Regions from separate parts of the Homo sapiens genome. Here region 2 is linked to region 1. The links are chromatin loops, found by intact Hi-C in ENCODE. Cell type or tissue: HCT116. All regions are shown on one strand.

The links. Hi-C counts contacts between places; a loop is a spot of excess contacts. Peaks named below come from ENCODE experiments on the same cell type or tissue, not always from the same donor. Only the 100,000 strongest peaks of a DNase experiment are listed, where the experiment ranks them.
Region 2: it touches region 1 in a loop (5-fold over the local background); 3 of 110 quality-filtered maps call a loop at or near these places.

Annotation. Positions count from the first base shown.
Region 1 is chr16:89,662,685-89,670,684 of GRCh38, reverse strand. It overlaps SPATA33 (spermatogenesis associated 33), which reads right to left. Exons shown (of 3, transcript NM_001271907.2): 3 at 227-1,399. The coding sequence ends at 1,188. Among named protein-coding and RNA genes, the nearest start is that of SPATA33, 8.8 kb to the right of the region's middle. In HCT116, a CTCF peak has its summit at 3,444 (motif pointing right); a DNase peak (open chromatin) is centred at 3,484; H3K27ac peaks cover 495 bases.
Region 2 is chr16:89,595,792-89,603,791 of GRCh38, reverse strand. It overlaps CPNE7 (copine 7), which reads right to left. Exons shown (of 15, transcript NM_153636.3): 15 at 6,546-7,308. The coding sequence ends at 7,171. Among named protein-coding and RNA genes, the nearest start is that of DPEP1, 14 kb to the left of the region's middle. RefSeq lists an enhancer at 3,345-4,258. In HCT116, a CTCF peak has its summit at 4,204; DNase peaks (open chromatin) are centred at 1,181, 1,451, 2,586 and 4,189; H3K4me3 peaks cover 1,215 bases; H3K27ac peaks cover 2,218 bases.

The DNA of each region.
Region 1 (8,000 bases):
GGGCCCCGTTCAGTGACTCTGGGCCTCTTTGTTCTGGAACATTACATCTTAACGTTTAGCTCTTAGAATCTGACCTTTTCCTCAAGTTTGGGAGGCATCTTATTCACTATAATTTCCAAGTATTCACATTGTCTCCTTCTGAAACGAAGGGAAGTGTTTTAACTGTGCACCACAAATCACAATGTAAGATGCCACCTGCTGTCCATCACTCTGCAGAGCCAGCCACTTCCAACATGAACATACTAATTTATTCATTTATCAATACCACAAAGCTCGCTCTCTGAGCCAGTCACTCTTGCCTCGACCGAGCTGCTAGCAGCTCTGGGGAAGGCAGGACCAAATGGCAATGGAGAACGGGCTGCGGCTTCTCACAGGGTGGGGCGGGCCTGGTGCACCCTCCCCGAGAGCACTGGAGAAGGGGGTGCAGTTTCTCACAGGGTGGGCAGGCCTGGTGCACCCTCCCCCAGAGCACTGGAGAAGGGGGCTGCAGTTTCTCAAGGCGGGGGCAGGCCTGGTGCACCCTCCCTGAGAGCACGGGAGAAGGGGGCCACGGCTTCTCACAGGGTGGGGCGGGCCTGGTGTACCCTCCCCGAAAGCACTGGAGAAGGGGGCCACGGCTTCTCACAGGGTGGGGTGGCCCTGGTGCACCCTCCCCAAAAGCACTGGAGAAGGGGCCATGGCTTCTCACAGGGTGGGGCGGGCTGGAGAGCACTGGAGAAGGGGGCGGCGGCTTCTTACAGCGTGGGGCAGCCCTGGTGCACCCTCCCCGAGAGCACTGGAGAAGGGGGCGGTGGCTTCTCACAGGGTGGGGCAACCCTGGTGTACCCTCCCCGAGAGCATTGGAGAAGGGGGCTGCAGGTTCTCACAGGGTGGGGTGGGCCTGGTGCACCCTCCCCGAGAGCACTGGAGAAGGGGACTGCAGTTTCTCACGGCGGGGGCAGGCCTGGTGCACCCTCCCTGAGAGCACTGGAGAAGGGGGCCACGGCTTCTCACAAGGTGGGGCGGGCCTGGTGCACCCTCCCCGAAAGCACTGGAGAAGGGGGCTGCAGTTTCTCACAGGGTGGGGTGGGCCTGGTGCAACCTCCCCGAGAGCACTGGAGAAGGGGCCTCGGCTTCTCACAGGGTGAGGCGGCTGTTCCCGAGACGCCTATCGCAGGGAGTAGCGAGTGCCATGCAAAGGTGCTTGTTTATTCTTTGAGATGTGAATTATAGGCGTCTGCTGTACTGGGGTTCCTGTGCCGCCGGTAGGGGCCCCAGTCCTCCGGCTCCCGAATGGTTCTCTGCTGGTCACTCCCGCTGGAACTGCAACTGACTAGCGTCTCATTCGACGCTCGCGTGATGATGATCTGTGGAACGACCACTTTCTTCCTGCTGGACTTTTGCTTTACATCAGGTTTCTCTAGAGGAAAAAACATCCAGGCATTTAGTAGATGTGTGGAAAGCTCCTTCCACGATGCACACACCTCCTGCCATTGGTCAGAGTAAAGGAATTAAGATGTATGGTTAGCAGAAAAAATGGGTGAGTCCAAAAGTGATCAAAACTGTCCATGAACATTACAGGGCTTAAGGGATGTGCAACTCAGCCATGAAGGTTGCTGATGCTGGACACCCTTTTTCAGGGAAGAAAACAGGAGAAACACTTCCACTATCCGTGGCAGGATGGTGTCAGGGCGACCAGCAAAGGAAGGAGGGAGGGCACACGTCCAGGCAGGAACCGCCTCAGAGCTCAAGGTTCAGAGACATCATTTCCACTCCAAAGGTCTCTAATTCTGCTAAAGCCCTCTGTACAGAACTTCATCCATTAGAATGTTCTAGAAATGGACATGTCTGATGTTGCTCACATTTTCTTAAACCTGTTAAGGTTACAAGGAACGCCTGAGACCTGTGAAACTGCTGAGCCTGCCGAGCGTTGCCACGTACAAAGCAAAAGTGCTCCTTCACCGGCTGCTCTCCTGGCTGGCCGGCCGCCCCTTCCTGGAGTGCCACTGCTACAAGCTCGGGCACAGCCGCCCACCCCCTTCGTGGAGTGCCACTGCTACGAGCTCAGACACAGCCGCCCGCCCCCTTCCTGGAGTGCCACTGCTACGAGCTCGGGCACAGCCGCCCGCCCCCTTCCTGGAGTGCCACTGCTACGAGCTAGGGCACAGCTGTTCAGGCTTCTGGGAGAGCAGGATGGAGCTGGCTCTCTCTGCACACATATGTGTGGTCAGGGTTAGAAGACTCAGTCACCTTTTTACAGAAACGTAACTACAGTGGTCATGTTGTTTTACAGCTTTGTGGGGACACTTGGTAGCTCACGAACCTGGATGCGAGGTAGGATGGACTGCTGGCAATGGCAGTGCTGGTTTATTATTAATCTTCTTCTTAGTTTTTGAGACGGAGTCTCGCTCTGTCACCCAGGCTGGAGTGCAGTGGTGTGATCTCGGCTCACTGCAACCTCCACCTCCTGAGTTCAAGTGATTCTCCTGCCTCAGCCTCCTGAGCAACTGGGACTACAGGCTCCTGCCACCACACCTGGGGAATTTTTGTATTATTAGTAGAGACAGGGTTTCTCCATGTTGGCCAGGCTGGTCTTGAACTCCCGACCTCAGGTGATCTACCTGCCTTGGCCTCCCAAAGTGCTGGGATTACAGGCGTGAGCCAATGCGCCCGGCCAACGGTGCTGGCTTTTATCGCGTGCCTGTTCTGAGCCCTAGAACAGTGAATAATGACACACAGCAGCTTCTGCTATAGGTCTCTGACAACCCATATTTCAGACAAAACTGAGGTACAGACAAGCCAAGCCATCTGCCCAAGGCTAGTCAAACAGGGGAGACACAGAGGCCAACTCGACTGCCCAAGGCTAACCAGATGGGGGAGGCAGAGAGGCCAAGTCGCCTGCCTAAGGCTAGTCAGACGGGGTATTCAGGCCTTGGCCTCCCCCTCTGCCTGCAGTGCTGCGTTACATAGCCTCATCTGTGTCAGCTGCCGAATGACCCACAGCTGCACTAAGCACTGAGCGATATCCCTTTTTCTTTTTGAGACAGGATCTTGAAGGTCTGTGGCCCAGGCTGAAATGCTGTGGCATGATCATGGCTCACTGAAGCCTCAACTTCCTGGGCTCAAATGATCCTCCCACTTCAGCCTTCCAAGTAGCTGGGACCACCAGCACGCACCACTGTGGGCGGCAAGTCACCCAGGTGCCGAGGCAAGAGACCGAGGGCACGAGCTGTTCCAGTGTAATAAAATATATAAAATAAGAATAGTTATACTAGATCTAGATCACAGACATGATTATATATGAATATCATTAATTAATTTGTAGCAATTACTCTTTATTCCAATATTATAATAATCCTCGCTCTACAATCATAACCTAGGAAAAACCAGGTCATACAGAGACAGGAGCTGGGGGGACATGGTGAGAAGTGACCAGAAGACAAGAGTGTGAGCCTTTTGTTATGCCCAGACAGGGCCACCAGAGGGCTCCTTGGTCTAGTGGTAACGCCAGCGTCTGGTAGGACGCCCGTTGCCAAGCAGACCATGGTCTAGCAGTAGCGTCAGTGTCAAGGAAAAACACCCACTACTTAGCAGACCAGGAAAGGGAGTCTCCCTTTCCCCAGGGGAGTTTAGAGAAAACTCTGCTCCTCCACCTCTTGTGGAGGGCCTGACATCAGTCAGGCTTGCCCGCAGTTATCCAGAGGCCTAATCGTCTCCCTGTGATGCTGTGCTTCAGTGGTCACGCTCCTAGTCCACCTTCATGTTCCATCCTGTACACCTGGCTCTGCCTTTTAGATAGCAGTAGCAAATTAGTGAAAGTACTAAAAGTCTCTGATATGCTGAAATAACGGCGTAAGCTGTCTCTCTGTCTCCTCTCTCTCTGCCTTGGCTGCCAGGCAGGGAAGGGCCCCCTGTCCAGTGGACACATGACCCACATGACCTCACCTATCATTGGAGATGGCTCACACTCCTAACCCTGCCCCTTTGTCTTGTATCCAATAAATATCAGTGCAGCCTGGCATTTGGGGCCACTACCGGTCTCCACGGCTTGGTGGTAGTGGTCCCCCGGGCCCAGCTGTCTTTTATCTCTTTGCCTTGTGTCTTTATTTCTACGCTCTCTCATCTCCGCACATGGGGAGAAAACCCACCGACCCTGTGGGGCTGGACCCTACACACCACCACACCCACCTAATTTTGAAATTTTTTGTAGAGACACGGTTTTGCCATGTTGCCCAGGCTGGTCTCGAACTCTCAGGCTCAAGTTATTCTCCCACTTCACCCTCCCAAAGCGCTGGGATTACAGCAGCCATGAACCACTGTGCCGGCCATTTTCTTCCATTTTTAGAGAAGGGTCTCACTCTGTAGCCCAGGAAGGAGCGCAGTGGCTATTCGTGGATGTGATCATAGCAAACTACAGTCCTAACCTCCCAGGCCCAAGTGATCCTCGGACCTCACTGAGTAGCTGGAACCACAGATCCCACCTATGGGACCATATATTCCCACATCACCATATCTGGCTTTTTTTTACTCTAACCTACTTGAGTATCAGAGGGCCCGACCCCCTCATGCCTCTGGTTTTCCAGATGTTTCCTACTGCTTTCATTTTTATTCATTTATTTATTTTGAGATGGATTCTCACTCTTGTCGCCCAGGCTGGAGTGCAGTGGCACAATTTTGGCTCACTACAACCTCTACCTCCCAGGTTCAAGTGATTCTCCTGCCCCAGCCTCCCCAAGTAGCTGGCACTACAGGCACCCATCACCACGCCTAGCTAATTTTTGTATTTTTAGTAGAGATGGGCTTTCATCATGTTGGCCAGGCTGGTCTTGAACTCCTGACCTCAAGTGATCCACCTGCCTCGGCCTCCAAAGTGCCGGGATTACAGGCGTGAATCACTACACTTGGCCTCATTTTTATTCTTTAGATGAACCTTTGAATAATCTGCTCATATTCCCAAAAGATCTTTTGTGTTTTGACTTGGTGTTGACTGATTTTACAGAAGTTAACGTATTTACACTATTGAAATTTTCTAGTCTAAAACAAGACTTATTTCATCTTCCTCAAAGTATAGTTTCTTCATTTAGAAATATTAGGCCAGACGCAGTGGCTCACGCCTGTAATCCCAGCACCTTGGGAGGCCGATGCGGGCGGATCACGAGGTCAGGAAATTAAGACCATTCTGGTTAACATAGTGAAACCCCATCTCTACTTAAAAAAAAAAAAAATACAAAAAATTAGCCAGGCGTGGTGGCAGGCACCTGTAGTCCCAGCTATGCGGGAGGCTGAGACAGGAGAATGGCATGAACCCGGGAGGCGGAGCTTGCAGTGAGCAGAGATGCACCATTGCAGTCCAGCCTGGGTGGCGACAGAGCAAGACTCCATCTCAAAAAAAAAAAGAAATATTAATCTTGGGCCAGGTGCGGTGGCTCACGCCTGTAATCCCAGCACCTTGGGAGGCTGAAGCAGGCAGATTGCTTGGCCTCTGGAGTTCGAGACCAGCCTGGGCAACATGACAAAACCGCATCTCTACAAAAACTACAAAAAATAGCTGGGGGTGGTGGCGTGCACTGTGGCCCCAGCTACTCAGGGAGCTGAGGTGGGAGAATCGTTTGAGCCCAGAACGTCAAGAGTGCAATGAGCCAAGATGGTGCCACTGCACTCCAGCCTGGGTGAGACCATCTCAGAAACAAAACAGAAAGAATAAATGTGACTCTTCTCAAGGTTCTTGGTACATATTGTGTGTACTTCTATTGCTGCACAACAAATCACCACCAACTTCAGGGCTGAAACCAGCACATCCACTTATCATCTTACTGCATTCGTCGTCAGGGGTGCAGGTGCAGCGTGGCTGGGACGCAGGCTGAATTCCAGGGGCCGGCTGCACTGCATTCTCATGAGGAGCTGGAGGACCCTCTTCTAAGCCCATTCTGGTTGGAGGCAGAATTTATTCCCGGTTCAAGGAATGAAGTTCCCGTTTTCTCGCTGCCCTAAAAAGCCTCTGACACTTTTACTGTCTGGCTTCCCTGATCAGGTCGGGCCCTAAAGAGCCTCTGACACTTTTACTGTCTGGCTTCCCTGATCAGGTCGGGCCCTAAAGAGCCTCTGACACTTTTACTGTCTGGCTTCCCTGATCAGGTCGGGCCCTAAAGAGCCTCTGACACTTTTACTGTCTGGCTTCCCTGATCAGGTCGGGCCCATCCAGGATCATCTCGCATTTTGATGACGTCAAACTCAATGGATGAGTGAGCTAATCGCAGGAGAGACACACCTCCCTCTTCCTCATTCCACCCACACTCGAGGGGAGGGTTACACATGGCTGTTTCCCAGGGGCAGGGATCGTGTGGGCTGTCTTGAGTCCTGCCACCTTGTTACCAAACCGCCTTCCAGGAAGATGTGTGCCTCCACAGCAACGTGTCCGAGCCCCTGATCCAGAGTCAACTGATATTCTTTGGCCTCTCATAGATGTAAATATTTTTTTGAGCTTATCATTTGTTCTACAATTGTTTATAAGAGTTTGGGGAGAGGTTTAACATTTTAACGCAGTCAAATTCTTCAATATGTGTACTGTCTTTCCTTGCTAGGAAGCATAAATAGGGTCTTACTCTGTCGCCGGGGCTGGAGGGCAGTGGCACGATCTTGGCTCACTGCAGCCCCAACCTCATGGGGTCAAGGGATCCTCCTATCTCAGGCCCCTGATTAGTTGGGGCTACAGGCACACTCCACTACACCCAGCTAATTCTTGTCTTTTTTGTAAAAATCAGGTTTCACCATGTTGCCCAGGCTGGTCTTGAACTTCTGGGCTCAAGTGATCTGCCTGCCTAGGCTTCCCAAAGTTCTGAAATTACAGGCGTGAGCCACTGTGCTTGGCTCCCAAAGCGAACGTTTTATATAACTATAGTACCATTATCGACACGAGGAAATGGACTCCGGTACTATGAGTGTATGTACAGCTACGCCATTTAATCAATCACCACCAAAACCAACAATCCCATCTTCCTCCTGCTGCCCTTCAGACACACCCACTCCCTACCCCAACCCCAAAGCCCTGCCCTTCACAGACCCCCTCACTCCCTACCCCAACGCCAAGGCCCTAGCAATCAACAATCTGTCCTCCCTGTCTATAATTTTGTCATTCAGAGAATGTTACAGAAATGGAATCACGGCCGGGTATGGTGGCTCACGCCTGTAATCCTAGCATTTCAGGAGGCCGAGGCAAGCGGATCACCTGAGATCGGGAGTTTGAGGCAAGCGGATCACCTGAGGTCGGGAGTTTGAGACCAGCCTGACCAACATGGAGAAACCCCATCGCTACTAAAAATACAAAGATTAGCTGGGCATGGTGGCGCATGCCTGTAGTCCCAGCTACTCCGGAGGCCGAGGTAGAATTGCTTGAACCCGGGAGACCAAGGTTGCAGTGAGCCAAGATCGTGCCATTTGCACTCCAGCCTAAAAAAAAAAAAAAAAGAAATGGAATCATACAGCATGTGACCTTCTGGGATTGGCTTTTTTCACTCAGCATGGTATTTTTTAATAGCCAATAGAAGTGTTCCATTTCTCTTCTTTTTCAAAATTTTCTTGCAATTAAGTATACTCTACCTTCATGAAAATGTTACAGGCCGGGCGTGGTGGCTCACACCTGTAACACTGGCACTTTGGGAGGCTGAGGCGGGTGGTTCACAAAGTCAGGAGTTTGAGACCAGCCTGACCAACATGGTGAAACCCCGTCTCTACTAAAAATACAAAAATTACCCAGGCATGGTGGCGCACACCTGTAGTCTCAGCTACTCGGGAGGCTGAGGCAGAAGAATTGCTTGAACCCGGGAGGCGGAAGTCACAATGAGCCAAGATTGTGCCACTGCACTCCAGCCTGGGCAACAGAGCAAGACTCCATCTCAAAACAAACAAACAACAAAACGTCACAAAAGTGTTCAAACAGGCTGGGCGTGGTGGCTCACGCCTGTGATCCCAGCGCTCTGGGAGGCCAGGTGCGGTGGCTCACGCCTGTGATCTCAGCACTTTGG
Region 2 (8,000 bases), 67 kb after region 1:
CTCCCCTCCAGCCTCCAGGGCTCCCCTCCAGCCCCCAGGGCTTCCCCTCCAGCCCCAGGGTCCCCTCCAGCCCCCAGGGCTTCCCCTCCAGCCCCCAGTGCTCCCCTCCAGCCCCCAGGGCTTTCCCTCCAGCCCCCAGGGCTCCCCTCCAGCCCCCAGGGCTTCCTCTCCAGCCTCCAGGGCTCCCCTCCAGCCCCCAGGGCTTCCCCTCCAGCCCCCAGTGCTCCCCTCCAGCCCCCAGGGCTTTCCCTCCAGCCCCCAGGGCTCCCCTCCAGCCCCCAGTGCCCCCCTCCAGCCCCCAGTGCCTCCCTCCAGCCCCCAGTGCTTCTCTGCACAGTGGGATGATAATGTACTGTCCTGGTGGAGTAATGGGGCACCAAGACCTTGCACGTCACTTGCTCCACCTGGGGTCTGGATGCTGACTGCCTGGGATGGGGAGGGCTGGCAGTGTGGCCAAGTCCCAGTGCAACTGGGGCTCCTAAAGATGTTTCAGTAAAGCAGTGAGGACCAACACCCCCACTCCAGCCTCTTCCACATGCACAGGGCAACACATCTACACCTGTGCACACGTATGCACCCATACATCCATGCACACACATGCATGCACACACATGCACACATGCATACATGCCTATGCACACACAGAGCAACACAGATACACCCATGCACACATATGCACCCGTGCATCCATGCACCCACACATGCCTATGCACACATGCACGCACACATGCCTAACAGACACACATGTGCTCAGCCAGGACCTAGGGGCTCCAGGCTGAGTGCTGGGAACCCAGGGGCCAGACCCAGCTCGCCACCCTGCCCTGCCTCCCCAGCAGTGCACCTAGGGTTTTTCTGAGGTCGGCCGTCCCGTCAGTGAGATGCACTCACAACAGTCAGCCAGGCGGGGTTGTTGTGGGAACTTAGCTCAGTGAGTACTGGAATACTCAGTACTCCTGGGCTGTGGTGGGTCTTGATGGGGTGAGGGGAGGGAGGCACCAGCTGGACAGGGGTCCTGGGTGGGCTCTGATGGGGGTGGGGCCCCAGTGCAGGGACAGGTGAGGCGTGAGGTGGCAAGGAAGACAGCTTTCGCCCACGGCCCTGCTGTGCCAGGGGCCGGCGGTACTCCTGTCTGACAGCCCTGCCACAGCCCCCGCACCAATTACAAGCACTTAGTCACAACTTCCTGCCTGTACTCGCCTCGGCAGCAGGAGAAAGAACAGCCTGGACGCTGAGCTGCTGCTCTTCCCACTCCCTCCAGCTGCCCCCCCCACCCACCGAGTCAGAGCCCTCATCCGACTCCGCGCATGGGTGGGCAGGGGTTGACCCCGCGTCCTCAGCCTGTGAGGCCCAGGCAGCCGGTGGCCAGCAAGACAGGGTGGGGGATGCTCAGCAGCTGTGATTGGTGGTTCCTGAGAATAAGGAGAAGCCGGCTCCCCTTGTGAAACTGACACCTATTTATCCAGCAGGGGCTCCTGCATCCCTCGTTCATTCCTCACAAGATCCCTGGGAAAGAGGATGTGTCTGTTACCTCCTGCCCTACGACTCATCACGCCCAAACCGAGTGGCTTCGAACAGCAACCGTGGATTAACCCGGGCCACGACCTGGGTCAGGAATCCACACGAGGATTTGCCGTGTGGCTTTGGCTCAGGCCTCTCGTGAGGATGCAGGCAGGGCATCCTGCCCGGGGCTACAGGAGCTGCTGGAGGTGGTGCACTCGCATGGTGGCCCCTGGCACTGGCTGCCAGCCGGGAGCTCAGCTGGGGTGCGGGCGCTTGAGCTTCCTCGCAGCATCGTCAGTTTCCCGGGAGCCACATCTCCTGAGCACGGGAGCAGCGCCCAGCATTCTTACCGTGGGGTGTCAGAATCCACGTGGGGGCCAGGCACAGTGGCTCACGCCTGTAATCCCAGCACTTTGGGAGGCCGAGGTGGGTGGATCACTTGAGGTCAGGACCAGCCTGGCCAACATGGTGAAACCCTGTCTCTACTAAAAATACAAATAAAAATACAAAAATTGGCCGGGTGCGGTGGCTCACGCCTGTAATCCCAGCATTTTGGGAGGCTGAGGCGGGTGGATCACGAGGTCAGGAGATCGAGACCATCCTGGCTAACACGGTGAAACCCTGTTTCTACTAAAAATACAAAAAATTAGCCGGGCATAGTGGCGGGCGCCTGTAGTCCCAGCTACTCGGGAGGCTGAGGCAGGAGAATGGCATGAACCTGGGAGGCGGAGCTTGCAGTGAGCCAAGATCGCACCACTGCACTCCAGCCTGGTCGACAGAGCCAGACTCCGTCTCAAAAAAAAAAAAAAAAATACAAAAATTAGCCAGGTGTGGTGGCACGCGCCTGTAATCCCAGCTACTTGGGAGGCTGAGGCAGGAGAATCACTTGAACCCGGGAGGCGGAGGTTGCAGTGAGCTGAGATCCCACCGCTGCACTCCAGCCCGGGTGACAGAGCGAGACTCCATCTCAAAAACAAACAAAAATAAGCCACATTGGACCGAAGTCTTCCTAGGTTCAAGAAGAAGGAACATAAACCAACTTCCAATGGAAGGGGCTGAGGAGTCTAGAGCCATGTTTCAAAGCTGCTATATCCGCGTGACAGGCAAGGAACAAGGCTCTGACTCACTGAGACTGTGATGGCTTGTCCAGGGTCACACAGCGGGAGCTGGTGTCCAGCTTGACTGAGGCTGTTTCCAAATCTCAAATCCACCCCCGAGGAGGAGCTCCTCCGCCTGCTGCAGGCAGTCCCTGGACTGGGTCCCATGGTGGCCCTTGCTGTGGGGTCCTGGCAGCTACACACTTTCTGCTTCTTATTTGGGAAATAAGTCCACATCCAGGCAGGTCATACCCAGGCTATTCTCAGCAAGGGTCAGGCTCTAATTCGAGGTCAGGAGGGGCTGAAGACTCAGGGAACCCATTGGTCTCACCTGGGGGTCTCCACACCGGCCGGCAGGACCCCTGACTGCCCTGCCCTAGGGGCCCCTCTGGGTTTCAGAGCCGGATGTCACACCCCGGGGAGGAAGATGCCTGACAGGTGGACCTACAGGAACTGCAGAACTAGCATCTCAATTCCTAGGACTCAGCCTGGAGCCTGCAGGTCCCGGCTAAGCACGTGTCCGTGTGGATGTGTTAGGCATGTATGCACATGTCTGTGCATGGATGCGTGGGTGCACGTGTGCGTGCGTGGATGTGTGGGTGCGTGTGGGTGCATGTGTGTGCATGGATGTGTGGGTGCGCGTGTGTGTGCACAGGTGTATACATGTTGCTCTGTGTGTGTGTGCACACCAGCTACACAAAGCTAGCACCTCTGCTTCTGACTGGCTGTGTGACCTTGGGCAGGGCACCTCACTGTGCTGAACCCTGATTTTCTTGTCTGTGAAAAAGGAGCATCTGTCATCCTTTTGGGGCAGGATCCTTGGGTGGCAAATGACAGAAACCCAGTCCCACCTGAGCTAATCAGAAAGGGAGCTCATGGCTCCTCAATGGGAAGTATCGGCTCAGGAGCAGGCCTGACAGGAGCAGGCCTGAGCATGCACCTGCCACCAGCTCTCTGGGTAGTGTCCTTCCCAGGCAGGCCCTGCCCATGTGACCCCGCTAAGTGGTCACTGTCCACAGCTCCTCAAGCCAGGAAGAAACAAGGGGTCCCAGAACTGAGTCTCACGGGCCAGCTTGGGGCACGTCCATCCCTGGAGCAAGCACTGTGGCCAGGAGGCAGCAGCCCCTGCCTGGCCAGGCCTGGATCCTGTGTTCATCCCAGTGACCCACGGGGTTAGGGGGAGAAGTCAAATTATTATTGCGTGCGTCTCTGAGCAACGTTGGGCTGCTTTCTCAGGCTGGGAATTGCTGGCGAAAGTCACATTCTCAGAGCTGAGCTGGCAGACGCCATCCTGTCCCTGCTGTCCCTCGATGGTCTCAAACACACCCCAGACACCCAGCAGCACAGAGACCAGGGTGGCCCAGCCTGCCCACTGGCCTGACCCCAGGGCTGCTGCCTTCTGCCATGGGAGGACGGCAGGAGAAGAGAGGGTGGGAGGAGGGGGCTGGGGTGCTCACAGCCACTCCCTGCTTGCTCCATAGGGGTCTGGGAGTGGCCACATCCCTGTAAGGCAGCAGTTCTGGGAAGGGACACACTCCCTCCAGGGCGCCAGCTCACCGAGTGACCTGCCCATCCCTGTCTGTCTGAGGTCAGCTCCCTGGCGCCCCACTGTGGCCGCCCCAACCCTGTTCTGAGGTAGACTCCTCGGCACACCTGCTTCCTGCTAAGATCTCAATGGACCAACACCTCTCGACTTTGAGTCAGCCCAGAAACCGTCTGACACTTTCTGGCCCAAAAACCACAGGCAGGTGGCACAGGGCACCAACACTCACCCTCTGTCCCAGCCCCTGAGACCCCCGACCCGCTCAGGGCCCCAGCCCCGATACTCACCCTCTGCCCAGCCCCTGAGACCCCCAATCAGCACAGGGCCCGGATACTCACTCTCTGTCCAGCCCGAGACCCCCTGACCTGCACAGGGCCCTGACACGCAACCTCTGCCCAGCCCCCGAGACCCCCGATCAGCACAGGGCCCTGATACTCACCCTCTGTCCAGCCTGAGACCCCCCCACACCTGCACAGGGCCCTGACACCCTCTGTCCAGCCCGAGACCCCCGATCAGCACAGGGCCCTGACACGCACCCTCTGCCCAGCCCCTGAGACCCCCGATCAGCACAGGGCCCTGATACTCACCCTCTGTCCAGCCTGAGACCCCCCCACACCTGCACAGGGCCCTGACACCCTCTGTCCAGCCCGAGACCCCCGATCAGCACAGGGCCCTGACACGCACCCTCTGCCCAGCCCCTGAGACCTCCGATCTGCACAAGGCCCGGATACTCACCCTCTGTCCAGCCTGAGACCCCCCCACACCTGCACAGGGCCCTGACACGCACCCTCTGCCCAGCCCCTGAGACCTCCGATCTGCACAAGGCCCGGATACTCACCCTCTGTCCAGCCTGAGACCCCCCCACACCTGCACAGGGCCCTGACACGCACCCTCTGCCCAGCCCCTGAGACCTCCGATCTGCACAAGGCCCGGATACTCACCCTCTGTCCAGCCTGAGACCCCCCCACACCTGCACAGGGCCCTGACACGCACCCTCTGCCCAGCCCCTGAGACCTCCGATCTGCACAAGGCCCGGATACTCACCCTCTGTCCAGCCTGAGACCCCCCCACACCTGCACAGGGCCCTGACACGCACCCTCTGCCTGGCCAGCCCCTGAGGCCCCCCGACCGGCTCAGGGCCTGAAGCCTCAGATGTGGATGGAGGGGTGATCTCTGGGCCTGTCCATCCCCAAAGAGACCAACATTGATCCTTCTGAAATTCACAGACTGGCCAGGTTACCATGGCGATACCCATGATCCCTGCTTAACAGAGGACGAAGCAAGAGCTAAAAATAGGCCCCAGAGTGGATGGATGGACAGATGGGTGGGTGGGGGGATGGGTGGACGGATGGGTGGACGGACGGGTGGGCGGATGGGTGGACGGATGGGTGGGCGGGGGGATGGGCGGGGGGATGGGTGGGCGGATGGGTGGATGGATGGACGGGTGGACAGATGGGTGGATGGATGGGTGGGCGGGGGAATGGGTGGACGGATGGGTGAGTGGACGGATGGGTGAGTGGATGGATGGGTGGACGGATGGGTGGGGGGATGGGTGGACGGATGGGTGGACGGATGGGTGGGTGGGGGGATGGGTGGATGGATGGGTGGGTGGGGGGATGGATGGACGGACGGGTGGGTGGGGGGATGGGTGGACGGATGGGTGGACGGATGGGTGGACAGATAGGTGGACAGATGGGTGGACGGATGGGTGGGGGATGGATGGACGGATGGGTGGGTGGACGGATGGGTGGATGGATGGGTGGACAGATGGGTGGGTGGGGGGATGGATGGACGGATGGGTGGACAGATGGGTGGGCGGGGGGATGGGTGGACAGATGGGTGGGCGGGGGGATGGGTGGACGGATGGGTGGGCGGGGGGATGGGTGGACGGATGGGTGGGCAGGGCGATGGGTGGACGGATGGGTGGGTGGATGGACCGATGTGGGGATGGGTGGGCCTGGATTCAGGGTTAGGACAATTTGTTTTTCTCAGGCAAGATCATTCAGGGGAAATCTCAAACTCAGGGCGAGGAGGTCCCAGCAGGTGGGAGATGCCCCGGCTCCACGAACATCACATGGAGGCTTCACCCTCCAGCCCAGCTCCCTGCGGTGCAGGCCATGTGGGAGGCTCCTGGCACCCCTGCATCACGTCCACAGTCCTCACTCACTGGGTTTCAGGCCTGGGAGTCCCAGGAAGCCGAGTGGAGCTCCTTCGCGGGTGGAGGCAGCCATGGTGCGGATCCCCGCTCTCTGCCCCTGGCAGCCTGTGCATCCCGCATCCCATTCAGTCCAGGGAGGATCCTGGTGTGCTGGGCCTGGGAGAGCCCCTGCCTCAGATGTGGGCACTTTGGAAGCCAGGCCCAGCCCTCTGGGGGGTTGGGGAAGGGACTGAAGGCACAAGAGAACTACAAGGATAGGGTGACACTTTATTACTCCTGAAGCCCCACCGGCAGAACCCACAGGCCAGGCAGACCCCGCAGACCCCGCAGACCCCATGGACCCAGGTGCAGAGGCCCGACGGCAAAAAGCACAGGGTAGGTGGGTGTGGGGGCACCAGCAGGGACAGGAGGCTGACTGTGGGGACAGGATGTCTGGGTCCCCAGGCTTTGACTGTGGGGACAGGTGTCTGGGTCCCCCAGGCTTTCTCGGGCGTGGGGGGACTGCCTTGCTGGCCCTCCCCCACAAAGGTTAGACGCAAAGCAGAGCCCCCAGTCCCTGCCCCTTCTCATCGGGGCAGGGTCTCCCGTGGATGAACTCCCAGCTCCCTCCAAGTCCCTCATGATCTCCCTCCCTCCACCCACCTGGCTCAGGCAGGGCCAGGCATGGGGGCCTGTATTTTGTCACCCTTCGGCCTTGGGGGCCCCAGAGCCGGGCCCAAGCCAGCAGGATCCCAGGAGGACTGGGAGTGGGGCCTGGTGGGGACTGGAGGCTTCTGGGAGGTCGGAGGGAGCTTAAGGGACCCCAAGCATGTTGCAGACAGAGGCTGTACGGACCCATTCCTCACTGCCCCCACCCTACGCCCTCCACATCTTCACGGTGTGCAGCCTGGGCTGGCCTCTCCGGCAGGGACACCCAGGCTTCTCGGGGGCAGGCCTCTGTGGCTGTAGTACTCCACCACCTGCTTCGGGACCTCGGCCAGCACGCACTTGGCCAGCGCCGCAGGGGATGCCTGGAGGATGGGACAACGCAGTTACCTCTGGGACCTTCGAGATGGAGATCATCCGTCCCTGCAACTGGATTATGGCCCAGGCCTCATCCTCCAGAGCCGAGTGGTGACTACCCACCCCCACCAGAGGCTCACCTGGGTGCCGGGCAAGACTTGCTGAGGATGTCGGCCACATGAGGCTGCACGTGGGTCTTTCCAGCCCCCCAAGCACGGAGATGAAAAGTGCTGACACGGGAGGCGAGGCCACCTCCATGGTCCAGGCCCCACCCACACTTCCCCGGCAAAGCCTGAGCGTGTCTGTGTGATGTGACTCACTGCAGAGCTTCATGTGTCTGTAATATGCATGTTTCACTGCGTAGAATGTCACGTGTCCGTGTCTTCATGCATGTCTGTGGTGTCTTGCTGTGTAGAACTTCACATCTATGTGGCATGCACGTCTTGCTGTAGGGCCTCATGTGTGACATGTGTGTCTTGCCTGGTAGAACCTCACGTGTGTGCTGTGCGTCTCACCGGGTAGAACCTCACGTGTGTGCTGTGTGTGTCTCGGCGGGTAGAACCTCACGTGTGTGCTGTGCGTGTCTCGCCGGGTCGCAGAGGTTGGCAGCAACGGGGGAAGCCGCGTGGTGGATCCCAGGAGCCCCTTGTGCTGTTCTCTGCTTTTGTGTAGATTCGACAAGTTTCAAAACGGTGGAGGG